Regions from separate parts of the Homo sapiens genome. Here region 1 is linked to region 2. A link is a contact called in ENCODE Hi-C or POLR2A ChIA-PET data. All regions are on one chromosome and are shown on one strand. Each heading gives the region's core, a stretch centred on a gene start or an enhancer-like site at or near the end of the contact. The rest is flanking DNA. Distances are from core to core; before and after follow the strand shown. Region 1 holds the start of EIF2B1 (eukaryotic translation initiation factor 2B subunit alpha). Region 2 holds the start of SRSF9 (serine and arginine rich splicing factor 9).

What was found. Hi-C counts contacts between places; a loop is a spot of excess contacts on that map. ChIA-PET counts read pairs that join two places held with the same protein, here RNA polymerase II (POLR2A). Pooled maps may share reads with other maps.
Region 1: a loop to region 2 is called in a pooled map, with 6 times the contacts of the local background. The contact joins the promoter of EIF2B1 here to the promoter of SRSF9 in region 2. A Hi-C loop is called at or near these places in 1 of 50 pooled maps. POLR2A ChIA-PET finds 5 or more read pairs at or near these places in 2 of 52 experiments (B cell and activated naive CD8-positive, alpha-beta T cell).

The regions. Positions count from the first base shown.
Region 1 is chr12:123,629,400-123,636,295 of GRCh38, forward strand. It overlaps EIF2B1 (eukaryotic translation initiation factor 2B subunit alpha), which reads right to left and starts at 4,287. Exons shown (of 9, transcript NM_001414.4): 1 at 4,146-4,287; 2 at 2,946-3,047; 3 at 998-1,134; 4 at 770-886. The coding sequence starts at 4,158. It overlaps GTF2H3 (general transcription factor IIH subunit 3), which reads left to right and starts at 4,430. Exons shown (of 13, transcript NM_001516.5): 1 at 4,430-4,473. The coding sequence starts at 4,461. RefSeq lists an enhancer at 4,314-4,503.
Region 2 is chr12:120,464,793-120,472,032 of GRCh38, forward strand. It overlaps SRSF9 (serine and arginine rich splicing factor 9), which reads right to left and starts at 4,956. Exons shown (of 4, transcript NM_003769.3): 1 at 4,630-4,956; 2 at 835-995. The coding sequence starts at 4,817. It also overlaps a transcript of DYNLL1 not described here. RefSeq lists silencers at 4,195-4,364, 4,615-4,914.

The DNA of each region.
Region 1 (6,896 bases), core at 3,037-5,536, 3.2 Mb after region 2:
AAAGTCCTCAGTGTTAACCAGTGACAAGAGCTGTTCTGTTAATTCAGATTTACTACACATACAATCATAAAAATACTTCTTTAGTAAAACACTGTATTAAATCAAGAATCAGGGCCAGGTGCGGTGGCTCACGCCTGTAATCCCAGCACTTTGGGAGGCCGAAGCGGGTGGATCACAAGGTCAGGAGATCGAGACCATCCTGGCTAACACAGTGAAACCCCGTCTCTACTAAAAATAAAAAAAATTAGCTGGGCTTGCTGGTGGGCACCTGTAGTCCCAGCTACTCGGGAGGCTGAGGCAGGAGAATGGTGTGAACCCAGGAGGCGGAGCTTGCAGTGAGCTGAGATCGCGCCACTGCACTCCAGCCTGGGTGACAGAGCAAGACTCCGTCTCAAAATAAATAAATAAATAAATAAAATAAATCAAGAATCACACGTGCTGTCCCACTGTCCCTCTCTGCCTGTTTACAATGACAACCATCTCTAATAACAAGACCTACATTCATGCAGCACTTACTAAGTGCCAGGCACAATACCAAGCCCTCACACCCCTTGCCCCTTACATGTCTTGCCTCATTTAATCCTCACAACAACCCAAGGAGGTAGGTACTATTGTCATCCTTATTTAACAGATGAGAAAGCTGCACAGACAGGTTAAGTTACTTGTTCAAGTCTCCACAGCAAGTGAGTGGCAGAGCCCGGATTTTACCCCAGGCAGTCGGACTCGAAACCGTTGCTCCTCCTTACCACCATGATGATTATCCACTCACCGCTCCATCTTTGATGAAAGTATGGCACAGATCTGCAATTTTGTTTCTTGACAGTGATATTCTCCTGAGAAAAAGTTCTCCCCGCTCAATCATGATCTTTTTACATTTGGAGTAATCCTAGGAAGAAAAGAGCAAACTGAGGGGACAGGGAAGATCCAGTTAATGCTGAGAATGTCTGTCACTAAACAGAGAAGTGGAAAGGTAACCCCAGGGAGAACAGGCACTTACGGAGTATTCCAGGGAGGCAAGACTGATGAAGCGGAGGAAGAGCTCCCCGCCAGAGGACACTGCCACAGAGGAGTCCACACCACACAGGGTTTCTATGGCACTGGTGAGATTCGCCCTCAGACCCTGGATTGTCTCCCCTGGAATGATCCAACAAGGAATGTGATGTTCACATTAGGGCCACAGCCCCGACCTGTATCTTCAATTCATTCATTCATTCAGTGAATATTTACTAGGTACATACTATATACCAGGCACTATTCTAGATGCTAGGGATACATCAGTGAACAAGACAGGTAGGGTTCTGCTGTGATGGAGTTTTGATTGTAATAGAGGAAGCGGATAGTAAACAAGCACACATAGAAATAAAGCTGGGTGGCTGGGCATGGTGGCTCACGCCTGTAATCTCAGCACTTTGGGAGGCTGAGGCATGGAAAGACATTAAGTAGCAGCGGCAGATGAGGTCTGCAAGGTGGTATGGGTGAGGCTAAGGTTGTTTGGATGTTATTTTAAGAACAATGGGAAGACACTGGAGGTTGCCTTAAAGACATGTGTCTCTAGGCAAGCCCTTCAGATTAAAGGCTGCATTATTATTTTGCTTATACAAGATTTCATGCTATACCCAGATGCTTACATTTAGGGTGCTGAATTAGGGGATCACAATAAATAATACTAATACCAGAATTTATTCTGGAATATTCCCTGTAGCATCTGTACAGAATCTGGCACAAGGTGGAGGCCTAATAAACACTTATAAAGCTGAACTGCTACTGAAATTTACGCATCATGGTTAACACAATATAACATAGTCACTCTCGATTCAAAGTCTGTTTCACTTATGAAAGGGATCCTTTTCATGACAACGTAAGAGCTCTCTCCAGATTGAAAGGTCTGAAATGAAGGCAGAAGCTGAGCTTGGAGCTGTATTACTACTTTATGCAGGCAAACATGCATCTCTCACTTTCTACATTTCTAAGAGTCATTAGAAGACTTTCCTGGCCGAACATGGTGGCTCACGCCTGTAATCTCAGCACTTTGGGAGGGCGAGGCGGACGGATCACCTGAGGCTAGGAGTTTAAGACCACTGTGGCCAACATGGTGAAACCCTGTCTCTACTAAAAATAAAAAAATTTGGCCGGGCCCGGTGGCTCACGCCTGCAATCCCAGCACTTTGGGAGGCCGACATGGGCGGATCACGAGGTCAGGAGATCGAGACCATTCTGGCTAACAAAGTGAAACCCCGTCTCTACTAAAAATACAAAAAATTAGCTAGGCATGGTGGCGGGCGCCTGTAGTCCCAGCTACCTGGAGGCTGAGGCAGGAGAATGGCATGAACCTGGGAAGCGGAGCCTGCAGTGAGCCAAGATGGCACCACTGCACTCCAGCCCGGGTGACAGAGCGAGACTCCGTCTCAAAAAAAAAAAAAAAAATTTTGCCAGGCGTGGTGGTGCATGCCTGTAATCCCAGCTACTCAGAAGGCTGAGGCAGGAGAATCGCTTGAACTTGAGAGGCAGAGGTTGCAGTGAGCCGAGATTGTGCCATTGCACTCCAGCCTGGGAGACAAGAGCAAAACTCTGTCTCAAAAAAAACAAACGGCCGGGCACAGTGGCTCACACCTGTAATCCTAGCACTTTGGGAGGCCAAAGCGGGCAGATTGCCTAAGCTCAGGAGTTCGAGACCAGCCTGGGTAACATGGTGAAACCCTGTCTCTAAAATACAAAAAAATTAGCCGGACAAGGTGGTGCACACCTATAATCCCAGCTACTCAGGAGGCCAAGGCAGGAGAATTGCTTGAACCCAGGAGGCGGAGGTTGCAGTGAGCCAAGATCTCGCCACTGCACTCCAGCCTGGGTGACAGAGTGAGGCTCCGTCTCTTTAAAAAAAAAAAAAAAGAAAAGAAAAAAAAGACTATCCTAAGTCCCAGAGTGTTAACAGATGACTCTCTATATACCTTTATCTCTCTTCAAGAACTCCAGCAACGTCCGGATGGCAGCCACTGCTGAGGCCATGTCAGGATCTTCTTTCATCTGAGACTTAAAGTATTCAATTAACTCTGGAAAAAGGGAAAAAAGTGATTCACCTAATTCATTTAGCAGCCTATAAGGCAAGAGAGCTTGTTAATGACTGTTGACTTTAAGAAGCAAACAATTTAAAAAATACTTTCTTTTTAGGGTATTTGGTTTCAGGGATGCAATAAATGTTGATGGGAATAGAGAAAATACCACTTTGCTGTTTGCAAGAGCTCTTTTTTATTTTGAAAAAGCTACTGGTGGCCGGGCGCGGTGGCTCACGCCTGTAATCCCAGCACTTTGGGAGTCCGAGGCGGGCGGATCACGAGGTCAGGAGATCGAGACCATCCCGGCTAAAACGGTGAAACCCCGTCTCTACTAAAAATACAAAAAATTAGCCGGGCGTAGTGGCGGGCGCCTGTAGTCCCAGCTACTTGGGAGGCTGAGGCAGGAGAATGGCGTGAACCCGGGAGGCGGAGCTTGCAGTGAGCCGAGACTGCGCCACTGCACTCCAGCCTGGGTGACAGAGCGAGACTCCGTCTCAAAAAAAAAAAAAAAAAAGCTACTGGTGTGCAAGGCCTAAAAATTAAGCCCGAGTAAATGATGATGAAAAGTCATTCTCTCTTCAGCCTCTTTGGTCCTAAAATCTGAGAGGATCCCAGAGTCAACCATCTTGCCAATTTCTCCTGCACCCCTCCAGACAGTCTATGCTAATACATGTCTATTCACATACACATATATGTTACAAATATTATACATGGAGTTCCACCCACTCCCCTTTATTTCTTTACATGAAAAGTGTATTAGTTTGCCCTTGTTTTTCACTTAATAACCATACTAGATGAGCACATCAAATATGCCTTATTCATTCTAATTTTAATGACAGATCCAACAAGGCAGGAAGGAGACTGGCACTGGGAAGGAGCGTATGTGTGGGAGGGATGCCTGCAGATACTGCCAGGGCGCATCCCTGAAAACAAGAGCAGCGCGAGGGATTTAGTTGTGACTCTGGAAACACAACCAGCGGAGCAGCCTGAAATTCAAAAGAAATCTCTTCGGGAGCTCAGCCTGGATGTGAGAGGTTGGGGGGACCCCTGAACGGCGCTGCTGTAGCCTAGCAGCCCTGGCCTGTCTTGATTTACCCTTGTCGTCCATGGCGTCCTCCTGCTGCGGAGCCCCAGGGGACCCGAGCCGCCCGCGCTGTCTCGAACGGGTCCGCCGGCCGCGCCGCCTGCGAGCCAGTCTGACAGCGCGCTGCACACCTCCGCACCCCACTTCCGGCGCACTTCCGTACCCCTCTTCCGGCGCACTCCCCGCACTCCACTTCCGCAGATTAGGGGGCTGGCACGAGTCACAGCACCTCGTGCGTCACTTGGCGGCGCCGGACGTTGGGCTGCGCAGGATTTGAGACGCTCCCCTGACCACCACTTGCTCTGCGCTGAGGTGCTGGGACAGCCATGGTTTCAGACGGTGAGGACCCTGCAGGGCGGGACTTCGACTCCGGGGCTCGGCTGTCTCGGTCCGGCTACGACTGGCCAGATGGAATGTGTCTTTTGGGCTGGATAGAATCCGTTTGGTCTTTAGAGGAGTAGCCAAGGCATTCAGTCATTCATTCAGTAAATAGTTTTGGATCGCCTCCTGTGTACAGGCATTATTTTCTGGATTTTAGCAGAGATCGTGACAGACAGGGGCCTTAGTGGAGGTTACAGTCTACTGGGTGAAACAGATGACAATAAATAAAAATAATTTCGGCCGGGTCGCACCCCGGTGGATTAGGCCTGTAATCCCAGCACTTTGGGAGGCCGAGGAGGGAGAATCGCTTGAAGCCGGGAGTTCGAGACCTGCCTGGGCAACACAGCCAGACCCCATCTCTACAAAAAAAATGAAATATTAGCCGGGCGTGGTAGCGCGTGTCTGTGGTCCCAGCTACGCGGGAGGCTGAGGCGGGAGAATCACTTGAGCCCAGGAATTCGAGGCTTCAGTGAGCTATTATGGCAGTACTGCACCCAGCATGGCCGACAGGGCATGACCTCGTCAATAAAAAATTAAAAAATAAATTATTTTTCAAAGGATGAAAAGAGCTATGAAGATGATGTAACAGTACGGTCCTAGTTACAATAGTACATTGTGACTAGGATTGAGGAGGAGCTGTTTTAGATAGGGGCCTAGGAAAAGTGCAGGATATTGAAACCGACTTGAATGATTATGTGAAGTTCTGGGGGAAGTGCACTTTAAGTGCATGGGCCCTGTGGCAGATTGAGCCACCAAGTTACACTGAGAAGGGAGAAATGGAGAGCTTGCGGGTAGAGGATGGTGGGGAGACTCATTCATACATTAAACTACCACATACAGAGTCAGATGTCTTGAAGATTTAAAAGGAGGCTAGAGGGATGAGATCAGAGAACCAGCCAGTTTCAGGTCATGCAGGGCCTTATTGGCCGTGATAGAGAAGTTGGCCTTTATTTTTAGGTGCAATACAAAGACATTGTAGAGTTTTAAGCCAGAAAGTGTTATGATCTGGTTTGCAATTTTAAAAGATCACTGTGGCTGTTGTGTGGAAAATGGACTGTGGGGAGCAAGAATAGAGATAGGGGAGTCCTTTCAGGAACTGTAATAATTGTCCATCCTCTCTTAATTGATGTGAAACCATACCACAACCCTGTGAGGGAGGCAGGCCTGGCATTGCTCCTGTCTACAAATGAGGTAGCGAACTAAAGAAGGAAATTCACAGGGTCATTGCATGTGTATAGATGCACACCTTTCTTTACAGGCAACGCTTTTTCTGTCTGGCAGACACAGTTGTATTAAGTGCTTCTGTCCTAGGTGCTTTGTTGTGTGATTTACACATTTTTTTGTTTTGTTTTTCTATTAAAAAAGAAAAAAAGTGGCTGGGCACAGTGGCTCACGCCTGTAATCCCAGCATTTTGGAAGGCCAAGGTGGGTGGATCACTTGAGGTCGGGAGTTCGAGACCAGCCTGGCCAACATGGTGAAACCCCGTCTCTGCTCAAAATACAAAAAAATTAACCGGACAAGGTGGCGCACACCTATAATCCCAGCTACTCAGGAGGCTGAGGCAGGAAAATTGCTTGAACCCAGGAGGCAGAGGTTGCAGTGAGCCAAGATCGTGCCACTGCACTCCAGCTTGGGCGACAGAGCAAGTCTCCGTCGCAAAAAAAAAAAAAAAAAAAAGGTAGAGATAAGGTCTCACTGTTTTGCCCAGGCTGGTCTCAAACTCCTGGGCTGAAGCAATCTTCCTGCCTCGACCTCCCAAAGTGTTGGGATTACAGGCGTGAGCCACTACACCAGTTCTGATTTACACACATTATTTTATCCTAGGATTAGCAAATTCCATCATTTTTTAAGAAGTCCACAGTCTTAAGTGGGCAGGACTGGGACGAGAGATCAGAAGCACAACTAACTGTAAAATAAAATAGTAAGTGCTAAGTGTCATTAGAAGAGAGAGCTGTGGGTTGTCAGAGGTGGGCAGTGGGGCAGTGAAGAGCCACAGTCTTTATAGTCAAGCAGATCTGTCTTTAGAACAGGGCTTTGGCCTTGCCACTTGTTAGCAGGCCATATGTGACTTAGGACAAGTTACTTTCATTTGCAGAATACGAATACCATATATCATATTTCAGCTAATCTAAGATAATATTGATTATGAGATGTGCCCTTATTTAATATACCATTAAGAAAGAAAAAATGCTGCTAATCTTAATGATAAAGATACCATCCAGATGTCAACAACTATTCAATGTAAAAAACAAGGGGTGGGGGTCATCTTATAATTGATGAAAAATGGCAGGAAAATGTCCTTTGCTGGGTGGTTGTCAGGGTGGAATGGGATTTTGGGATTGCAGATTCCGGTGCTTAGTGCAGAGGAGGCTGGCATTCC
Region 2 (7,240 bases), core at 3,706-6,205:
TCAGGACTGCAGCCATTTCCTAATAGTTTTCTAAGCAGGATTTCAGAGCAGCATGGAGAGAAAAAAAGATAATGTATGACATCCTGAAGGAGGGAATAGAGTTCTGGGGTTAAAAAATTACAAAGGGACACAAGATAGGCAGATACTGAGAGTATCACTCTTAAGCACATGGGAGTATGCTGTGATTGTGTGACATTCACATCTTAAAAAGGTGCCAGGCTCCTCGATTTATTTCATTCCACCAGGGCCCTAAAACTCCCATGCAATATGCAGAAGGCCCCAGGTCTTTCCAGTGTGTTAATATTTTGAAGATAGATAAACCTCCCAGTTTAGCATTTCATCACTTATAAACACTAGACAGAAATAGTCTATACTTTCCAATAAAATCTCTAAGACTCTTAAGTTACGGGGTTTTAAAAAATATTTAATTCTAAAACCACCACAAAATCTGATCTTCTTCAGGATCCAAGGCTGGGTAAGTTGTTCAAATCTGGCTCCTTGAATGCCTTTCTACCATGTCTGATGCCAAGTATATTCCAAAAGAAGCATCTTTAGAATTGTAGCTCAAGTTTTCCCATCATCTTTCCTTCTCACCACTAGAAAACTCCTTTACAAGAAATATGGTTATGTTCTTCCAAGGCTGCACTCCCAGCGCAATTTCATTTGCAGGATACTTTCCTCATTGGCAATCCAGGGCAAGGCTTCACACAGGCTATTGAAAAGAAAGCCCCCGTGTCCCATGCACTGAAGAATAACAGCTATCATTTCTTGGAAGACAGACTCTGTGTTAAGTATTTTACATGTATCATCTCATTCTGTTTGAAAGGAACATACCTGAAACAAGAACTCGGAAATCAGATCTTCTTGTAGGAGGCCCATTCCTCCCACCACGGGGCCACCCACCCCGACCTCCATAAGTCCTGGGGAACTCCACACGAAGCCGACACTGGCCATAATCATAACCATTTCTTCCATAAATAGCATCCTCTGCATCTCTAAAAAAAACAACAACAACAAAAAAAACGTTTGGAGTTAGTGCTGTTCAGGAGGCCAAGTGACTTTCCAAGTGAGGGGCATGAGTAGTAAGCATAAAAGGGAAACCTAGAGTGAAGAAAAAAACACACAAATCAGGATCCTGAAGCACTTCTGCTTTGGTTTGGAGACGTTTCATGATACTGGAATTAACCTTTACAGCTGTCACACGCAGTTTTAGAGGTATGAAATTATAATGAATGAGCAAACAGATTACTCATAAGAGGGCTAATTCAGAGAAAAAAAAGAATCAACTGCTGACAGATTATTGATTTTGCCAATAAACCATCAGTGTTTTTCTAATCTTCGTGAGCATTTTCTCGAAAAGCACACCACACACTAACCCCTTAATATTTTTCTACAAAGCCTAGTGCCATAAAGTCTATGGAAATAAAAAGTAGGCGGTTAGCCAGGCATGGTGTTGCACGCCTGTAGTCCCAGCTACTTGAGAGGCTGAGATGGGAGTGCAGAGCCAAGATCACACTACTGTACTCCAGCCTGGGTGACAGAGACCCTGTCCCAAAAAACAGGAAAAAAAAAGTAGCCAGTTAGATAGGAGAGTATTTGAGGGTAAATAAAGTAGCTGGGCATGATGTTTGAGCCCAGGTCAGGCCAGCCTGGGTAATATAGTGAGACCCGGTCTTTTAAAAAAATAAATAAATAAGGCTCAAAGGACAAAAGAAAAATGCAAATGAGTGTTTTGTGATGAATGTGGAACTTTTTTTTTTTTTGAAACGGGGTCTTGCTCTGTCACCAAGGCTGAGTGCAGTGGCTGGAGCATAACTCACAGCAGCTTCTAACTCTTGGGCGCAAGCAATCCTCCCACCTCAGCCTCCTGAATAGCTAGGGCCACAGGCGTGTACCACTGCACCCAGCTAATTTTTGGATTTTTTGTAGAGACAGGTCTCCCTCTGCTGGCCAGCCTGGTCTTGAACTCCTGGGCTCAGGCGATCCTTCCCCTCAGTCTCCCAAAGTGCTAGGATTACAGGCATAAGCCACTGCGCCTGGCCTTGGAACTCTAAGTGTACCTTTTCAGCATGGTTTGGAGAACTATTTTTGTCAAAAAACATTCTTTGGATACAATTTTGCCAAAAGAGATAAATATTCAATAAAATTACTTTAAGTCTTTCCTAGGACTCTAGGAGAGTCAGGAATGCCACGTTGATTCTCCAGTATTGGATGGTAGAAAGTGTGACCTTGGAGCTTGGGTGGACAAGAGGAGCTGAATGTGCTAATGAAGGCATTGTTCAGTGTCACAGGCACATAATCACTTGTAAGATTTTAGAACTAAAAGCAACAATGACCATATCCAGTGCAACCTTGACTACGTAAAATGCAGACTGGGAGAGGCAGAACTGCTAGGAGGTCAGAACAACTCTGAATAAAAACTGGCCAGCATTCAGGCCAGGCGCTGTGGCACATGCCTGTAATCCCAGCACTTTGGGAGGTGGATCACTTGAGGTTAGCAGCTTGAGACCAGTCTGGGCAACCTGGTGAAACCCCTCGTCTCTACTAAAAAGATAAAAATTAGCTGGGCATGGCATCGCGCAGCTGTAATCCCAGCTACTCAGGAGGCTGAGGCACGAGAATCTCTTGAACCCAGGAGGCGAAGGTTGCAGTGAGCTGAGACTGTGCCGCTACACTCCAGCCTGCACGACAGAGCCAGACTCCATCTCAATAAATACAATAAATAAATAAAATTAGCCTGCATTCAAATCACTATTCTGCAAATTACTAGTAGTCATCTCTGGGTAAGTGTTTAATCAAGTTTTTACATCTCTAATGTGAACAGTATGCCTATCTCACAGGGTTATTGTAATGGTTAAATAAGATACTACATGAAATGCTTTGCTTGAATCTTCACATCTAGTGACACCAAAAGATAGTTTTTCTATTATGAAAGGAATGAGGGAAGATGACAATGTAGCGTATCATATAGTAAGTTTGCATTCGAAAAACAGAAGAGGGAGTTCAAATCCATTGATCCCGGCCTGGCGTGGTGGCTCAGGCCTGTAACCTCAGCATTTTGGGAGGCTGAGGTGGGTGGATCACTTGAGGTTAGGAGTTCAAGACAAACCTGGCCAACATGGAGAAACCCCGTATCTGCTGAACATAGAAAAATCAGCCAGGCATGATGGCGGGCGCCTGTAATCCCAGCTACTGGGAAGCTGAAGCGGGAGAATCGCTTGAACTCAGGTGGCGGAGGTTGCGGTGGGCCGGGATCGCACCACAGCACTCCAGCCTGGGCAACAAGAGTGAAGACCTGTCTCAAAAAAAAAAAAAAAATAGTACCTACACCTCATAAATTGTTAAAAATACTAAATACAGGCTGGGCGGGTTGCTCACGCCTGTAATCCTAACAATTTGATCCGCTGAGACGGGAGAATCACCTGAGCTCAGGAGTTCCAGACCAGCCTGAGCAACATGGTGAAACCCCTAATTTATCAATCTAAAAAAATAAGAAGGAAAGAAAAAAAGCTAAATACACACCATGGCACTTGACCCATAGCAACTGTTGAAAAACCACAATGGCACGGTTACTAAATAAGCGAGGCATAGCCTTCTCCGGCTTAGGGGTAAAAATGCCCAGTTCCGGTTTTGAGGCAAATGAGGAGATACTAGGGATGAGCTGTCAGAGTCGACTCTTCAGCCATCAACGCCTCGCGGTGCTTCCTGCCTGCCCTTCCTCAGATGCTCCCCTTGCCCTATCAATACGTCCACCCCAGGTAGGTCGGACACCCTACGAACATTCCGCGTTCCCCGGGAGCAAATGATGCTAGGAAAACAGGGTGCGGGCTCTTATTTGGCCGGAGTGGAGTGACCAGGTCAGCGCCGCAGCTGCTAACCACCACCAACCACAGTTTTGAAAGTTCCTGGGCTTTTTCCGGCCTGAGGGCCGACGCTGTTTGCAAAATCACAAGCACTCCTTAGAGCGGGGTTAGGAATCTAGAGTTTCCAAATCCCTGGAACCTTTAGCATCTCGCCAAGCCTCCCTCATCAAAGGAGGGAAGTGAAATCAGAGCCCCACTCCGGCTGTTTTAGAAGTTTTCCCGAATCCGTGATCCCTTTACAAAGCCCGGGCCCTGGCCTGCGGGGCGGGGCGCGCGAACGGCGAGCTATTCCACCAGAGATCCCTCCACGACCTCCAGCGGCATCCGCGACCCTGCAGCTTGCTCTCCAGCCACGGCGAGCACGGGCCGGGGGAGAGGCGAGCGGGAAGGGCGAACGGCGACCCCCGCGCTGCCCCGCGGCCGCTTCCCCCTACGGTGCTGCCCCAGGCAGGAGGCGGACAAGGCTCATTTGGACCCCCCGAGGCCGGTGCAGGCGGGCTTGGGCCCTCCAAAGGCTCAGCTTTTGGGTTTCTAAGTAAAATATTGGAATAATAAAAATAAAGGAAGTGACGACGGCGCGAAGGACGGCCCGGGCCTGCGAGGAGAGGCTGCCTCATCCTCCACCCGTGAGGGGGCGCCGTGAGGGGTCTGCGCGGAGGCGGGGGGAGGGGAGGCCGGGGGGAGGGGAGCCCTGGGGGAGGGGACAGCAGGGAAGGCGGGGGCCTCAGGCACCGAGGAGGAGAGGGCAGGGGCGCGGGGGCCTCACCGGGGGTCCTCGAAGCGCACGAAGGCGAAGGGCACGAGGCCGTGCCGGTTCTTGAGCTCGATCTCGCGGATGCGGCCGTACTTGTAGAACAGGTCCTCCAAGTCCTTCTCGCGCACGTCGGTCGGAAGGTTCCCCACGTAGATGCGCCCGTCGCCCTCGCCGCCGCGCTCGTCCGCCCAGCCCGACATCCGCACCGCCCGACGCCGCGGGCCCGCCGCAGCCCACGTCGCCGCCGCCGCCTCAGCACGGGTCCCCCCGCAGCGTCCCCGCGGGCTCCGAGGCGCTCAGCCGCACTGCATTGTGGGAACGCGGAGCGGAAGCGAAGGGGTCGGCGGAGGCAAAAGGAGTCCTCTTAAAGAGAACGCGGCTGCGACCATTGCGCGTGCGCGCAGGCCGGCGCCCCCTGGAGGTGCGAAGGGCCTTCGGGCGCTGACAGGGAGAGCCTGGGGCCGGGCCGTGTGGATGCCATCCCCGAGCGCGGTTCGCGCTCGGCTGAGGCGCTGGACAAGTGGCTTGGGCTCCCGCGCCTCAGTTTCTCTCTGTGGCGCCGCCTACCTCACAGACTTGTGAGCACTCACTGACGTGGGTAGCGCCCAGGGCCTGCGGGGCGCAGGAGAGCTGGAGTCAGGCGGAGACCGCAGGCTGACCCCGCAGCGGCCGGGCTGTCGCGGCCCCCACCTCAGGTCAGTAGGCCCCCGGGCCACCCTGTCCCCATTTTACAGTTGCTCAGAACTGACGGTGTCAGCATGAGATGGACTCCATAGCTTGGCCTTGAGTTTGTCGGAGTCGAGGGAGTAAGACTCTTAATGAGTATCACAGCGATCACTATAGAGTGCATCCGACTTGTGCTTTTCATCCTCTCCCGGGCAGAGTCTGAGGCCACAGAGGGGTCAGGAATGGAACCCAGAGCCATGCTCCCATCCTAAGTACTGAGTCCTTATGGAGCTCAGGTAGACACCCACCTTGGCACTTACTTTTCCACATTCACATCCCAGAACGCGGAGCATTGAACCCAGGGACCTTACAGTGAGGCCTTGCACCAGAAGACTTTTTGTTTGTTTTTGATACAGGGTCTTATTCTGTTGCTCAGGCTGGAGTGCAATGGCGCGAACACGGCTCACTGCAGTCTCGATCTCGCTGGACTCAGGTGATCCTCCCACCTCGGGGCGCCGTGAGGGGTCTGCGCTGCGTCCAGCTAGTTTATTTTCTATTTTTTTTGTAGAGAGGCTGGTCTCGAACTCCTGGGCTCAACCGATCCTCCAGCCTTGGCCTCCCAAAGTGTTGGATTACCGGCTTGAGCCCGGCGCCCGGCTGGAATACTCCTAACCTAAAGATTGTTCAGGCTGGGTGCGGTGGCTCACGCCTGTAATCCCAACACTTTGAGAGGCCAAGGCGGGAGGATCACTTGAGGTCAGTAGTTCGAGACTAGCCTGGGCAACATGGGGAAACCCCGTTTCTACTAAAAATACAAAAATTAGCTGGGCGTGGTGGCGTGTTCCTATAATCCCAGTTACGCGGGAGGCTGAGGCAGGAGAATTGCTTGAGCCCGGGAGGCGAAGGTTGCAGTGAGCCGAGATCATGCCACTGCACTTCAGCCTGGGTGACAGAGTGAGACTGTCTCAAAAATAAATAAAGATTTTTCATATTAAAAATGAAACCTGGCTGGGCGTGGTGGCTCATGCCTGTAATCCCAGCACTTTAGGAGGCTGAGGTGGGTGGATCACTTGAGGCCAGGAGTTCAAGACCAGCCTGGCCAACATGGCAAGACCCGCCCCCCTACTAAAAATACAAAAAAAAAAAAAAATTAGCCAAGCTTGGTGGCACGCCTGTAGTCCCAGCTGCTTGGGAGGATGAGGCACGAGAATCGCTTGAATCTGGGAGGCAGAGGTTGCAGTGAGCCGAGATTGTGCCACTGCACTCCTCCAGCCTGGGTGACAGAGGGAGACTCTGTCTCAAAAACAAGACAAAACAAAAACAAACAAAAAAAGGGACTAAAACCACACATTTAATCAGAAGGTAGTTGATTTCTCATTATACCATCTGAGCATTTTAAAATCAAAACAAACCAAAGACTAGACACCCACATATACTACTGAGTGTATATCTTTTTTGGAATACAAGTTGATAGTATACATCAGGCTTTCATAATATACATATACCCTTCGATCTTGTAATTCTGCTTGTAGGATTTTTTGTTTGTTTGTTTTGAGACGGAGTCTTACACTGTCACCCAGGCTGCAGTGCAGTGGCGTGATCTCGGCTCACTGCAAGCTCCGCCTCCCAGGTTCATGCCATTCTCCCGCCTCAGCCTCCTGAGTAGCTGGGACTACAGGTGCCTGCCACCACGCCCGGCTGATTTTTTTATATTTTTAGTAGAGACAGGGTTTCACCGTGTTAGCCAGGATGATCTCAATCTCCTGACCTCGTGATCCGCCTGCCTCAGCCTCCCAAAGTGCTGGGAATACAGGCGTGAGCCACCGCGCCCAGCTGCTTGTAGGATTTTTATCAGACGGAAATAAGCAAGAGATTCTCATAATAAATTACATGTGTATATTTATCATTGCATTCTGTGCAATTAAAAAAATTAAACTTGATAATAAGGGAGTGGCTC